Regions from separate parts of the Homo sapiens genome. Here region 1 is linked to region 2. Evidence: read pairs that join two places in POLR2A ChIA-PET (ENCODE). Cell type or tissue: PC-9. All regions are shown on one strand. Each heading gives the region's core, and the rest is flanking DNA. Links, peaks and the distances in the headings are about the cores only.

The links. Peaks named below come from ENCODE experiments on the same cell type or tissue, not always from the same donor. Only the 100,000 strongest peaks of a DNase experiment are listed, where the experiment ranks them.
Region 1: POLR2A ChIA-PET joins it to region 2 with 8 read pairs; 1 of 35 experiments calls an interaction of 5 or more read pairs at or near these places.

What each region holds. Positions count from the first base shown.
Region 1 is chr14:75,313,745-75,321,204 of GRCh38, reverse strand. No RefSeq gene overlaps it. Among named protein-coding and RNA genes, the nearest start is that of LINC01220, 23 kb to the right of the region's middle. In PC-9, for the core only: a CTCF peak has its summit at 4,710; DNase peaks (open chromatin) are centred at 4,584 and 5,924; H3K27ac peaks cover 478 bases.
Region 2 is chr14:75,820,241-75,827,475 of GRCh38, reverse strand. All of the region lies in intron 28 of TTLL5 (tubulin tyrosine ligase like 5), which reads right to left. Among named protein-coding and RNA genes, the nearest start is that of TGFB3, 160 kb to the left of the region's middle. In PC-9, for the core only: no CTCF peak of the experiment used is centred there; DNase peaks (open chromatin) are centred at 4,855 and 5,195; H3K27ac peaks cover 2,512 bases.

The DNA of each region.
Region 1 (7,460 bases), core at 1,518-6,517, 510 kb after region 2:
GGAGGGAGGAGGATGGAGAGCTCTCCAGGGAATCCGGGTGGGGAAAGCGGAGGAGGGAAAGGAAAGAGAGAGCTGAGTGCTAGGCACTGCACAGTGGAACCCCGGCCTGAAACAGCTCCTCCCTCAAACTTTGGGAAAAGCTGCACCACAAAGAGGAAATCACTTGAAGAGTTAAATTTTTTGCAAAAAAATGCAGCAAAAGGGCCAAGGGTTGTGTTGGAGCTGCTGCACACACAGGCCCAAAAGTGAGAGAGCATGCTGTACCCTGAGAGCTAAAAATGATTCAATCCCAAGCCCCAGGTGTGAGGTGGGGAGTGGGGGACAGACGGAGCCTCCAGAAGCCAGTTGGACAGTGACAGGTCCTGCCCTGTGCAGATCAAGGCCCCACATACTTCTGTCCCAAGCACGGTTCTGGGCTTCTTTGCCTCTCCTCTGTGGTTACCCCAGGTGTGGGTACCCAGCAACTAATCCCCACATCGGAGTCAGATGCCCCTGCTGAACAGATCTTGATCCCCCGTTCTTGACCCCAAACAGTCTTCCCAAGGACACAGAGGCTGTGGCATGACAGGACTCAAGCAAGGCTGCCTCTGAGGAGGCCATGAACACCTGCTCCTTTGCCAACAATTACCTTAAATGGGTATCAGGGGCTCCCAATTGAGGACAGCCAAGATTTTCCCCCAGCTGCGGCATGTCCTCTCCTTGGACCCTTGAAGTTCACCCCACGGTGACACAGCTGGCTCCGGGCAGTGACTAACTAGGGTTTGGACAAGTCTTTCCATGGTGGAGCAATGAAGCCTTGGAAAAATTCCACTCCTTCTGTAACGGGGAGTTTTCTTCCTCCGTCTGCAGTTGGCTCATCCTAAAGCCACAGAATATCCTCACCTTCCTCTTCCCCATTTTCTAAAGCCCCTAGACATCCTGCCCCGGTAGGAAAAGGAGAACAGCTCCTGCAAGGTCCAGAATCCAGCTATTAGGGACTCTGCCATTCTGCTCCTAGGCTCGTGTAAATCTCCTGCCTTCCAGGGGCTAGAGGTACAAGGCCTGACACTCTGTATTCCCATCCCCAGAAGCCCATAGTCCAGTGAGCTTGGGGGACAGACAAGGAAATTAAAAGTTGCAATGCAACATGACACATGCTGTAGTAGAAATAAGCCCAGGATCCTCTGGGGGGATGGAGGAAGGGGCATCTAATCCAGCCTGGGTGGGTTTGGAAAGGCTGCCCAGCGCTGATGGCAGGTGATGTAGAATATGATGCTCAGTCGAGCTAGCCTAGCTGAGAAGCAGTGACAGGACATTTGAGAGAGATGGGATAGCATGTGCAAAGACGAGAGAATGAGATACATTTAGGGTCTTATGAGTTGGTTGGTATGGGGAACTATATTAATGTTTACATTCTGGCTAGGCGCAGTGGCTCACGCCTGTAATCCCAGCACTTTGGGAGGCCAAGGCGGGCAGATCACTTGAGGTCAGGAGTTTGAGACCAGCTTAGCCAACAAGGTGAAACCCTGTCTCTACTAAAAATACAAAAAATTAGCTGGGCATGGTGGCAGGTGCCTATAACCCCAGCTACCCAGGAGGCTGAGGCAGGAGAATTGCTTGAGCCCGGGAGGCAGAGGTTGCAATGAGCTGAGATCGTGCCACTGCACTCCAGTCTGGATGACAGAGCAAGACTCTGTCTCAAAAATAAAAATAAATAATAAAGTTTAAAAAGTTTACATTTCTACACCTTGACTAACTCAGTCATGGCCATGGAACTTACTTGGCCAGTGAAATTTGAACAGCAGTGACACTCATGTCATTTCCAGAAAAAATTGCATGCTTCAAGAGCCAGTGTCCTCTTCCCCACCTCTGCAATAGTGAAAGCTCATGTCAAGAGAGAGCTTCCATCAGCCTAGATCCCTGATTGCCAATACTGCATAAAGACCCCTGCTGGTCTGCAATGGACATATAGTGTGAGCAAGAAACGAACTTGGTGGCTCATTTGTTACTGCAGCATAGCCTAGCCTGGTCCTAACTGATATCATTAGCATGGCTAAAATAGAGGCTCATATTGGGGAATGTCAGGCAGTAAGCCCACACATACACGCAGCCCACCAGTTTCCCTACTGCTTTCTCCAGATCTTAGATAGCAGCACAGGCTGTAATTCAGTGGGTTAGAAATCCAGTTCTGTTATTTACTAACTCTCTGACCTTGGGCAGTTTAGTTAATCTCCTTAAACCTAATTTTATCTATCTGCAAATTGAGAATGACAATGAAAATAACATTGCCTACTTCATAGGGCTGTTACATTTGAATAAGTAAGTGATGAACCTTCTCTATCCCCAAGCATGATCCTTGGACCACCTGTTCCCAGTTACCTGTGTGCTTATTTAAAATGCAAACTCCCCCACCCCCACGCCCACCCCAGGGTGATGGGTCCCAGAAGTCTGCACTTTTAGAAAGCACTCCAGGCAGTCTTTTGCATGCTGAAGTTAAAGAACCACTGCCCTTGAGGTTTTGATGGACAATCAAACCTCCACACTGAGGAAGGAGCATTGACTGGAGACTGGCTTTTTCTGATGCCAGGAATCTTCAGCCTGTAGCTGACCAGGTGGTCATAGCACCTCCAATAAAAGCCTGAGGCTTCAAAGTCCAGCATGACTTAGAGATCAGGTAACCCTGCCTGTGGAGCCAGCTCAGTGTGCACAATTCTGGCAGTATTCAGCCCTCTGCAGCCTGCCTAGATCAGCTGCAGAACTTTTTATGAGGTGTTCACTGAGGGAGGGCCTTCAGCAATGCAGCCCTCCCCACTCTTCCAACTCCTGGTCCTGGCTTGGTGAGGCTTCCCTCCTGAGGACATAGAACTGGTTCCTCTTCCTGCAGAACGAGGCTGATGGCTGCAAAAACTAGACCCTGATAAGTAGCCTTCTTACCAGAGTTGCCCAAAGGTCTCAGAGGGGAAAGATGCTTCAAGTGTATTACTGCACAGACCGGTCCCAGCTATTCTCCTTGCCAGCAGCTCCTCCCAGCACATGCCATGGTCATCTGACTCTTCCTACACACTGCTCCAAATCCCACACATGCTCAAGAACACACCGTGGCTCCCTATGGCTTCCTGGCCTTGGAATTGGCCAATGAAATCTGAACAGCAGTGACACCCATGTCATTTCAAAAAAAAAAAAAAAATGCGTGCTTCCAGAGCCAGTGTCCTCTTCCCCACCTCTGCAATAGCGGAAGCTCATGTCAAGTGAGAGCTTCCATCAGCCTAGATCCCTGATTGCCAATACTGCATAAAGGCCCCTGCTGGTCTGCAATGGACATATAGATAGTGTGAGCAAGAAATGGACTTGGTGGCTCATTTGTTACTGCAGTGTGGCCTAGCCTGGTCCTAGGCTGATACCATCAGCCACACTGATACCACACTGATACCATCAGTGTGGCAAATTTATTCTCAGTTTGCACTTGGCTTTCATGGGTCTTTCTCTCACTTTCAGACACCTCCAGACTATATCGCACCTTGCCTTTCCAGTCCTTAATGTCACCACTTTCCCAGCCATGTTCTTGCTTCTCTCCCTTGCCCCTGTTACTCACCTGGGAGGGGAGTTCAGGCCAATCCCCTGTCAGGGATGCTGCTGGTGTCCCACCAAGACCCCCTTTACCATATCCTAAAACAAGGTACAAAGGCTGGCCCTCTTGCCTCAAGGAAGCCCCAATCCATAGTGCCTTCCACACCCCTAGGGCTCCCAGGTGGAGCCAGGCTGAGATTATTCTGCAGCTGAGCCTCATCCTTACTTTACTTCTTCCCCTATCCTATCTCGTTTTACCCACTTCCTCCAGACCACCTTCTCCAGAGAGAGCTTCCTTATCAACTACTGGCACAAGGATCCCTATCTCTGGCTTTGCTCCCGGGAAGCCTGATCTAAGACTCCCCTGTCCCTTGGAAGATTACCTTGAGGCAATGGTAGTAGCCTCCAACTACTCTTCCAGGCAGGCTACCCCAGAGATCACAGAAGGCTTGAAGACCAAATTAAGGTACTTATTTAATCCATTTTAAACACACAGAGGCTGGGCGCGGTGGCTCACACCTGTAATCCCAGCACTTTGGGAGTCCGAGACGGGTGGATCCTGAGGTCAGGACCATCCTGGCTGACACAGTGAAACCCCATCTGTACTAAAAATACAACAAAAACAACAAAAATTAGCCAGGCATGGTGGTGGGCGCCTGTAGTCTCAGCTACTCGGGAGGCTGAGGCAGGAGAATGGTGTGAACCTGGGAGGCGGAGCTTGCAGTGAGCCGAGATCGTGCCACTGCACTCCAGCCTGGGCAACAGAGCAAGACTCCATCTCAAAAATAAATAAATAAATAAATAAATAAATAAATAAATAAATAAACACACAGCAAGAAGCAAGGGCAAAGAGATAGAACAGGTGAACACACCTAGGATAGGTGCAAGCAGGTGAAACGATCACCTCCCTGAATCCTTGGTTACGTAACATTCTCCTGTCTGATTCTCCCTCTGCCACATCAGCCTTCCCACCTGACAGTGTGGTTACAAAGGTAGAGACTGAGGGCATGCAAAGGGAATTGCTGGACAGAGGTGTATGTAGTCAGCATACAAACTGGCTCTACTGGGAAGTCGGGGGCAGGTACACCTGGTCACACCGCCACACCCCAATTAACCTGCTGAGCACCCGTGGGTCTTACCTGTTTCTGGGACTTTAAGAGTGTCACCACTGGGTGGCCAATTTAGAAATGACATTGCTTTGATCTAGAGAAGACATGATCTATGCCTTATAAATATTTAGGGTTTACTTGGTCTTTTTTTTTTTTTCTTTGAAACAGTCTTGCTCTGTCACCCAGGCCGAAGTACAATGGCACAATCTCGGCTCACTGCAACCTCCATGTCCTGGGTTCAAGTTATCCTCCTGCCTCAGCCTCCCGAGTAGCTGGGATTACAGGCATGTGCCACCACGTCTGGCTAATTTTTGTATTTTTAGTAGAGACGGGGTTTCGTCTTGCTGGCTAGGCTGGTCTCAAACTCCTGGCCTCGTGTGACCCACCCACCTTGGCCTCCAAAAGTGTTTGATTACAGGCGTGAGCCACTGTGCCCAGCCTACTTGGTCTTTTTATTCCTCTGTCTATAACTAACATTCCCATTTCTTTTATCATTTTATCTATACTCAACCCAGAAATTCCTCTTATTCTGTGTCTATCTCATAAGTTACTTGCCTCTGTACTTAATTTTTCTCATTTTCTGGAGCAGAAGCAAATATAAAAAATTCTTCAAGAATGCAGCAAACACAAGGCACTCCTCTTTTCCAGAATTATCATCTCCTACCCATAGGTCCCTACAGTTCTTCGCATCACCCCTAATATAAAACCACATTCTTCAGTAGCAGAACTATGATTCAGCCGAGGACTGGGGCACTGGTCTGTCTGCCTCCAACTCTCATGCATGCTCCATTGTGCCACGCAGCCTGCTGTTTATGAACATGGCAGGGGTAGCGATCCTGTCATTTTTATCTCTGTATTTTATGCTCTCTCTCTCTCTCTCTCTCTCTCTCTCACACACACACACACACACACACACACACACAGTTTGTCCATGGTGGGCCCTCCAGTGACACTTGTGGGGTTCAGTTGAAATCCACCAGCACCAAAGAAAGAGCACAGCCAGGCTGCTTTCCTGCATCACCATCCTTTGGCTTAAAAAGCCGGAGGGCAGAAGCAGACTTCCTCCTGTAGCAAAGCTCTGAACAAGGTCTGTGCTAAGTCCTGGTTGGATTCGCCAGGGTCTAGGTTCATATTGTGAACACCAGGGTTGACGTCTCCCCAGATTTGGGAAAGCTAAATCTTGTCCCCACATGACTATAAAACCAGGAGCCTCTGTCGCTTTCTGCCCAACCAACTCCTCACAGCACTAAAGCTGAGCTTTTATATGTGAAAGGTGCTGGCCAAATTCCCAGAATAGCCACAGCAGGAAATTGAATAGCAAGATAAAAGTGTAACCATGTATTATACCCTTAATAGTGGAGGGAGAGAATGATACAACCATCAGTTCCAACCCATACAGAAGTCACTAGAGACAGGGATTTGAGAAGGAGTCCTCTGCTCTATTTAATAACTCTTCCCACTCCTCAAAAGGCACAGGGGGCTGGGTGCAGTGGCTCATGCCTGTAATCCCAGTACTTTGGGAGGCCAAGGCGGGAGGATTCCTTGAACTCAGGAGTTAGAGACCAGACTGTGCAACATAAGGAGACCTCGTCTCTACTAAAAATTTTTTTAAAAAAATTATTCAGGTGTGGTGGTGCATGCCTGTAGTCCTAGCTACTCAGGAGGCTGAAGCAGGAGGATCACTTAAGCCCAGGTGGTCGAGGCTGCAGTGAGCCATGACTGTGCCACTGCATTCCAGCCTGGGAGACAAAGCGAGATCCTGTCTCAAAAAAAAACAGAGACATGTTCTTGTTCTAGACTTTCTGTATTGCCCTACATCATCACCCCTCCTGGTTAGTAGGGAAACCTCTCCCCTTTGCCCCCTTTCTCTTATTTTCTCTATTATTTAGAATGCTTTTGGATGATGATAATTATTATTATTGATGATGATGATAGTAGCTAATATTTATTGGGTCATAGTTTGGGTTACCAGGAAGTGACTCTGAGAACAGCATTCAGGTTGTACAGTTGGGATCAACACCTGTAGAAAGAGAGGGGAAAAAAAGTGGGATTCAGCAAAGGGAGAAGTTTTAGAGGAGACAAATCAGTGAAACGAGTTTGCCTCCCCACGTTTCCCCAGTGTGTAGTTGAGACTGTTGTCTGAGCCAACACATGTTCACATTGTTCCCAGGTTCTCCCATCATGTAATGAGAATAATTCTATCATTTCTCACAAGGCGAGAGGGACACAAATGAAGAAAAGACCAAAACACAGAATTTGAAGCCAGTCTGCCTGGGTTCAAATCCCAGCTCTCCCTTGTACCATCTAGGTGATCTAGGGCAAGATGCTTGATCCTTCTGAGCCTCCATTTCCTCGTCCACTAAATGAGAATACTGTTACTAGCTACCGCACAAAGTTGTTGTGAAGATGAGTGAGGGATTATATGTAAAACACTGGGTGGAATGCCTGGCTCACAGGAAGCACTATGTGTTGGCTGTGGGACTGTACGGCCTTCAGTATTGAAGAAATCACTCATCATGCAACTCTCCTTCACTTATGCAACCACACACACACAACACCCACGTTACACACATACACATGCAACACGTGCAGCATACAGCACGTACTCAACAAAACATACACAGTACACATACATAAAGCAGCAAAGCCTTGTTTCATAAGTTGTCCTTTTTTTCTTTTTTTTTGAGAAGGAGTCTCGTGCTGTCGCTCAGGCTAGAGTGCAGTGGCGTGATCTCGGCTCACTGCAACCTCTACCTCCACCTCCTGAGTTCAAGCGATTCTCCTGCCTCAGCCTCCTGAAGAGCT
Region 2 (7,235 bases), core at 2,202-7,201:
ATCACCCAAAGAACAGTTGGCTCCCTATTTAAATAAACATTTAAAATTTGGCTTTTCCTAATTATCTTTCTTTACGAGCATTTTAATGATTTATAATAACAGTTTTAATAAGTGGGTACTTACTTCACAATATAAATAAATAATGTCAACCTTAGTATTGTGATTACATATTACTGCTTTCCCTGCTATAATACTGTATTTTATTGTACGTGAGTTACGGCCAGTTGACTCTAAACTGTGTCCCAGTGTAGCAAATACCATATACCAAGCAAGTACAATTTTGTTTCTTTCAAAAAAAGGGAACTAAGACTTAGCTACTAAGAGCCTATACCAAAACTTTGTCCCACAAAGCAGCTTCAGGAAAGAGAGGACTTTTATTCCTTTGCAGATATATAGTTCTATAGTTTTATTTTATGAAAGCATAAATACAGGGAGTTTTTTCTTATTAGCATCTTAACTCCTGAGACCTCTTAAAAAAGAGCATTGATTTCTTAGCTGTACTGGGTAGGTAATACGCTGAGAGTCTTTTAGCAGCGAGAAGGGCAGGTGGGTTAGTTAAAGGATCAGGAAAACTGGCTGGTTTTCCTTCTAAATTTGTTGAGTCAATACTAGGTAAGCTTTAAATATGGATCATCAATGTTCTTCTACATGAGTCAGAAAGAAAGACTGTGTTTCATCACGCCTGTGATCTTCCCAGGCTCTTCCAAAGCTGGTAAACCAGTTAACTTGAAGGGACAGAAGCTGATAGAAAAACCATGCCAGGAGAATTAAACTAAATTATAAATAAAACAACTCCTATAATTTCCTAATTCTAAAAACAGAGTCTCATTTAGCTTAGTGTAAGGAACTTTGTCATAACCAGGCCTCTTAAAACCAAAATAATCATCCATTTTGTAGAGTTACAAAATTATAAAGTAAACAGTTAAATAAGATTAAACAGTTAAATAAAAAAATTATTTGACCAGTAAATAATTTTTGTGAAACTATGGGGTTCTCTTTTAAATCCTTACATACTCTTTTTTTTTTAACGTTGTAGTTAAAAAAACACACACATAATTTAAAATGTACCATCATAACCATTTTTATGTGTACAGTTCAGGAGTGTAAGTATATTCACATAGGTTTTGCCTCTAACAAAGACTCGTGTGTGTGTGTGTGTGTGTGTGTGTGTGTGTGTGTACGCGTATCCTAAGGAAATAGAAGGTGGTTTATCATTAATACTTCAAAGCAGTGTGGAGTGGAGTGAGAGAGGCAAACTTAACTAGAAAAACTGACACTGGCAAACTGCAAACACTGCATTCCATGCTTTATTCTGACTTGTGGATAAGAAAGATCCACGTTTTTCACTCCTGACACTCGGCCCCAGGTTCCCGAACCTATGCTACCTAGGCCCTGGTATGACGTCCAGCCAGCTATCTTTGACAGATTTCCTAAGCTTCCCAACGTTCCTTTATTAGGCAGAAGCCAATCACTTTTGCTCTTGGCACAAACACTGACAGCACTCAGCTCTCTCGGTGAAGGAGGAACTGTAGAATCTGTCACAGAGCTTGAACTGATGCAGCGTATAACTCTTGAGAGGTTACGTGTCTGGCTGAGTGAGAAAAGTAGCAGAGAAAATTCAGATGGAAGTACAGGCCTTTATCATACATGTACTGGAGAAATCGTTTTCCTCAGGGGAAGGAATAGTGAGAGTTAAGACTCAGGAGAAAGGTGAGGTAAACTTTATTTTATGAAAGAGAAGAAAGAGGCATAAGGAGTGAAATATCACTTCTACAGGACTCTGAATATGAATTTTTTTTAGTCCCCCCCACAAAAAGTAGTTTCTCTTTGATTGTGCTCTTTGGCTGGAAAGCATTGTTTATATAACAGGATAAAGTACAAAATTATAAGCTCCAAACTGCTCCAGAGAAAAGCTCTCCCAAAGCTCGACCCCCAGGATAGATGGAAAATATGAGTGTTTACTGGCTGGAACATTGAGCTGCAATGGAAATTTCAACATTCAGGAGACAGCAGAGAAAAAGGGCCTGCTGAGTAGAAAGAAGCTGACCTCCAACCAAGGGGTCAAAGAAAAAGGAAGAGTCTCTTGTTGGCCCCACTCTGATGCCTTCCCATCCTCGGCTAGAAAGGCCAGATTTCTGTTATCCAGTCCCAGGAGCGTACTGCACAGGGTGATGGCCAGAGTGATGTAAACTAGGTACTAAACTAAGTGGTGAGCAATACCATATCCCAAGCAAGTTCAATTTTAAGTTTCTTTCTTTCTTTCTTTTTTCTGGAAAGGGAACTGAGAGTTACCAAGAAACCTACACCAAAAAAGTAAAAAGTAAAAACCATGCTGGCCACTTTCACATACACAACTCAGTTTAATCTTACAACAACTTAATGAGGTGGGTTTAACTATGTGCATTGAAAAAAAGATGGGGAAATTATGGTTCAGAAAAGCTAAGCAACTTGCCCAAGGTCACACACTTAATAAGGCAAACCTAGGTCTGTCTGACTCTAAAGTCCCTTCTCTTCCCACCATACTATGCCATCTTCCTAACAGAAATTGCTGGGCCCATTTCCTATAAAGGTAACATGCTTTTCAAGAAAGAGAAGTATTTAAAGGACTATGTTCAGAATAATTCCCTTATAACAGAGGCAGAGGATAAAAACAAAACCTTGCCATTTGGCCACTAAGTAATTTTTGTGGAACTATGGAGCTCTCTTAAATCCTTACATACTCTTCTTTGTTTAAAAAAAAAAAAAAAACACATAATTTTAAATGTACCATCTTAACCATTTTTACATGTATAGTTCAGGAGTGTTAAGTGCATTCACATCATTCTGCAACAGATTTCTAGAACATTTTCATCTTTCACAGCTGAAACTCTATACCCATTAAACACTAATTCCCCCTCCCCTCTTCCCCCAGCCCTTGGCAACCACCTTTCTACTTTCTGTTTCTATGATTTTGACTACTTTAGATGTTTCGTATGAATGGATTTGTCCTTTTGTGACTGGCTGGCTTCACTGAGCATACGACCCTCAAGGTTCATCCGGGACAGGACTGACTCCTTACATGCCCTTCTTGACACCCTTTCTTCAAATTGTCTATCCCATAAAATTCAGATCTTTGTCATATGCCCCCTGCCACTGCTCTGATTGTTTCATGTGTATACACTCCCTTTCCCTGCCAGACAGTAGCCTCTTAGTGATCAAACATTATGTCTTCAAAAGTCTTTTAGGCCCTACCCAGCACCCAATACTGTGCTGAGAACATGGAAGATATACCCTAGAGAGTAAATTTTGAGATTGGGAACCATTCTGTTTTATTTACTGCTCCTCCCCAGCAACTAACACAATGCCTGACATATAGAAAATGCATAAGACATATTTTTAAAGGAAATTAACAAATTCAGTATTTCTGAGGACTGACTGAGAATGAAAAGATGAGAAGTTAGAGACCTGAATCTCCAGCAACATTTCTAAGAATAATCTAAAAGAAGGGAGGAAAGTATTATTAACTAAACTAGAATCAGAATCTCTGAAAAATGTGTACCTTAAAATTACGCAAAGCAGAATACCAAGCTATTTATAATCTATTGTTGAATAAGAGGGCAGAAGGACAGGGTGACATCGAAAATGGTTCCAACTTCTCAAGATTTCCCACTCCTCGGTGGCATTTCAAGTTCATACAGATGTTCTCTAGACAATGGGAGCTGGCCAGGTGGAGCAGCCCATGCCCACAATGTCTTGTCCTATCACAAAAAAGTAGGAACAAACTCACAGCTGTGCTCTTTCTGCAAATTCTCCCATCTTTCATATCGAGGAACAGACAAATGCCCAGGATGCATGTGTGAAAAAGCCAGAGGTGGATAAAAATAATTCAATGACAAATGCTGGAAAAACATACAAAGGGGCAGGAGCCAGACATTCGTGGGATTCCCTGACAGCTCGATCCACAAGGAAGGGCTGGACTGGAAAAAAACAGGGCCTCAGGTTCCTGCCAAGCTGTCTGAGGCCCTGTTCTTCCCAAATCATTCCAAGCAGCAGCCAAGACTTTACAGTAACCCTTCCATGTCTCACAAAGAAAAACGCACTAAGAACCCACTGAGTGCTCCACACCTAGAAAATCCTCCCTGATGCAGTCCAATTCCATGGAAGGCTGGCAGTAATGATGAGATGGCTCTGCACATCAACTTTCAGCTCCTAATGACTTCCCATGTACCCCAAAAATGGATAATTAAAAGGCAGCTTGAAAAATCTAATCTTTCTCATTGGCTAAAGAAAAGTTAACACACCCACGTATCAGCACCTAGAAACTGAAAACATCACTTTAAGGAAGAGAGAGGTCATAAACACTTGGTACCTGCATCCTGGAGTCCCTACTGTATAATTCTAAGTCGGCCTTGCTTGGAGGCACACCTCAGGCTTCTAAACATGTGACTGTATTTGGCTCTAACTACTTTCTCTTCCGGAGAATGGCCTGCAATTAATCTCACTTATTACCTCTGAAAAGTAACAACAGAGGGATGGCTGGCCAAGTCCAACTCCAGAGTGTCTAGGGAACTGCAAGCTACATGGCCAGGCCTCAGACTGTCTGGGCAAGTCGTGGGCTCTTTGCCTTCTTCTCCCACAACAAAGCCTGAATAGGACTCCAGACAGACCAAAGGAACCAAGGGATTTGAGGCGCTGGGCTGAGCTTACACTGACCCAATGGGAGACGACAACCCTGAGGCTACATTTGGGGTGATGTCAAAACAGCGGGAGAACAAGGTCGTTTGATGAAAACTTGTGTGATCCATAAAATTGGGAACAATAGCAACACCATAGGGAAATGAAAAATAACACCATTTGCAGAGTTCTTGTGAGTCACCAGTTTTCATTCCTGTGGCTACCAAGTCAGTGAATTCTCTGACATGCAGAGATGAAAAGTACAGCTAGCAATGGGATTCTCTTTACATTTTATTACAGTTTACAAGGCAGCCCCTAGTTTAGTGAATTATCAGAACTAAACTGGAATCCACTGTTGCTACTGTAGAAAAACTATTGAGAGTAACTTTTATTTACCTAGCACCTACTTCCAGGGAGATCAAAGTGCTTTAAAGGCAATCTAAAAGCTCTCAAAACAGGCCACTTCATATGTAAGTATGCTTACCCAATAAAAAGATTAAATGAATAGCTTAGGGTCACTTAATGTCAAACCAGTAATAAAACTCAGATCTCTAAGCTACAAATCCTGTATTCATTAAACTTAGTCATCCTTACGACTAAAGGAGGAACAACAAGAGACTAAATATCCACAAAACAGTGACTTACCAGGTATAAATGGAAACCAGGACATTGGGCTGTGCAGGTTGTATGCTGCAGGTCTGGCTGCGGCCTATATCACAGCCAAGTCTGGAAAGACCTCTGAGAATTCACTCAGGGCTCCTTTAGGTTGGGTGCCTCTGGGAATTCCATGTGGAACTGGGACTCTCAAGCTCAGGTTGCAGGCAGTGCTGGCAACCAGAGGTCACCTGGGGGTAGAGGAAAATGTCCCAGGGCTACCCTGAACTGAAATGGGACTTGAAAACTGGCTCTTGTGTTTGAAGAGGAGGTAAAGAGAAGGCTGCTGTGGGTAAAAAGAAAAGGAAAAGACCAGGGGACTTTGTGGGGATTGCTTTTTGGCTGGAATGGGTCAGAAGTAAATCGTGTAATGCACCATGAGCATTATCGCAGCCTCGTGGGCAGTCTGGCTGGGAGAAGGCCACTCACAGTACTGAACCTTAGGTCCTGGCACATCCTTAACCGAACTCATCATCTTTCATCTCACTACTAACAGGCGCTACCAAAAGAAAGCTCTAAACCCAGCCACAATTGTTATTAAAAATGTTTTCCCTCATTCCATCTACAAGTATAAAAAGTGCTAAAACTCAATTTCTCCAAAATGTGTGGTTTTAACATTTTGTTTACAGTAGGAGCAATGCCTGTAGCCTTGTCATACAGACATTATATCCAAAATTGCAGTGAAAATGTCTTCCATAAAAACAAGGCTCTGAATTTAAAATGAAAATGGAATATCTGGAAATTTTTTTATGGAAAATAAAGCTCTATGGTATAAACAGAATTTCTTGTTTATGACTGATGTTTTACAGCAGACTTCTCCTGGGGAGAGAACTGTGTGGAGGATGCTCTGCTTTAAAAAGTCCTGCGTCTTGGTCTTCGGTTCTTTATAATTCTCAGTTAAGATGATTCTTTTCGCCCCGACCACAATGATCACCGGTATGAAAGACACCGTACCGCAGGATGATGTAATGTGCTTATATCTATGCTGCTTCCTGGGCAGAGCTTCTGCTTCCCAAATTAGTTCCTTAAGTAATAATTCTAACACCAATAGATACTTTACCAACAACTAGGTATTTCCTCCATGTCCAAGTCTTCAGTACCCCCTCTGAATCTCAGGGCAAAGCAGCATACTAAAAGGCAGAGGCTGGAAGTACTGGCATGGGGCGTGAGGGCTTGGTCGGGCACCTGTGGTAAAACTTCTTTGGTTGGAGGGAACAATATCTCAGCTGGTCAAAATACTTCACTGTAACAGTCACATTTCTCTCTAGCGCATTCGACTCAGGGACTGATGCAATTTAATCCATATTTAATAGGCACTAAAGCAAGATGTGCTGGGAATCCATTTCTTTTTTTTTTTTTTTTTAATACAGGGGTAATTAAAACACACAGCAAGACCAGAATTCAATACAGTGGTTTCTTTTTTAATTTGGAAGCTGCTTACATTATTGCCAGAAGCTACGTGGATTTTATCTTTAGCCACATCTCTCAACTACATAAAGGAAATTTCCTTCCCACTTCCCAAATGAGCATTGTTCAGCGAGGTTGTTTGAGTTCAGTTATATGAAACTAGATAAAAAAATAAGAAACAAATATGTCCTTCAAAAGAACAGAGTCTACAGTTACTGAAACACAATGTAGTATAAAAAAAACTATAAACAACACAAGGTATTAAAAAAAAAACTAAGAGACAAGGACAAAGTGCAAAAAGTTGGCACATAAAAATGATGACTATAAGCAAGGTTTAAACATAGTGTAAATTCTTGCTCTTTTACCCTAAGGTGATTTTCTTAACTATCTCAGAAATGTCCTTTTCATTTGATATGCTTGAAAACTGTCTTACAAATAAAATGAGGCTCTCTTAGTCAGGTGCCAGAGGATCGAGGCAGGTGGAGAAAGGGCATATGCCTTAGTGCTATCTCCATACAGAA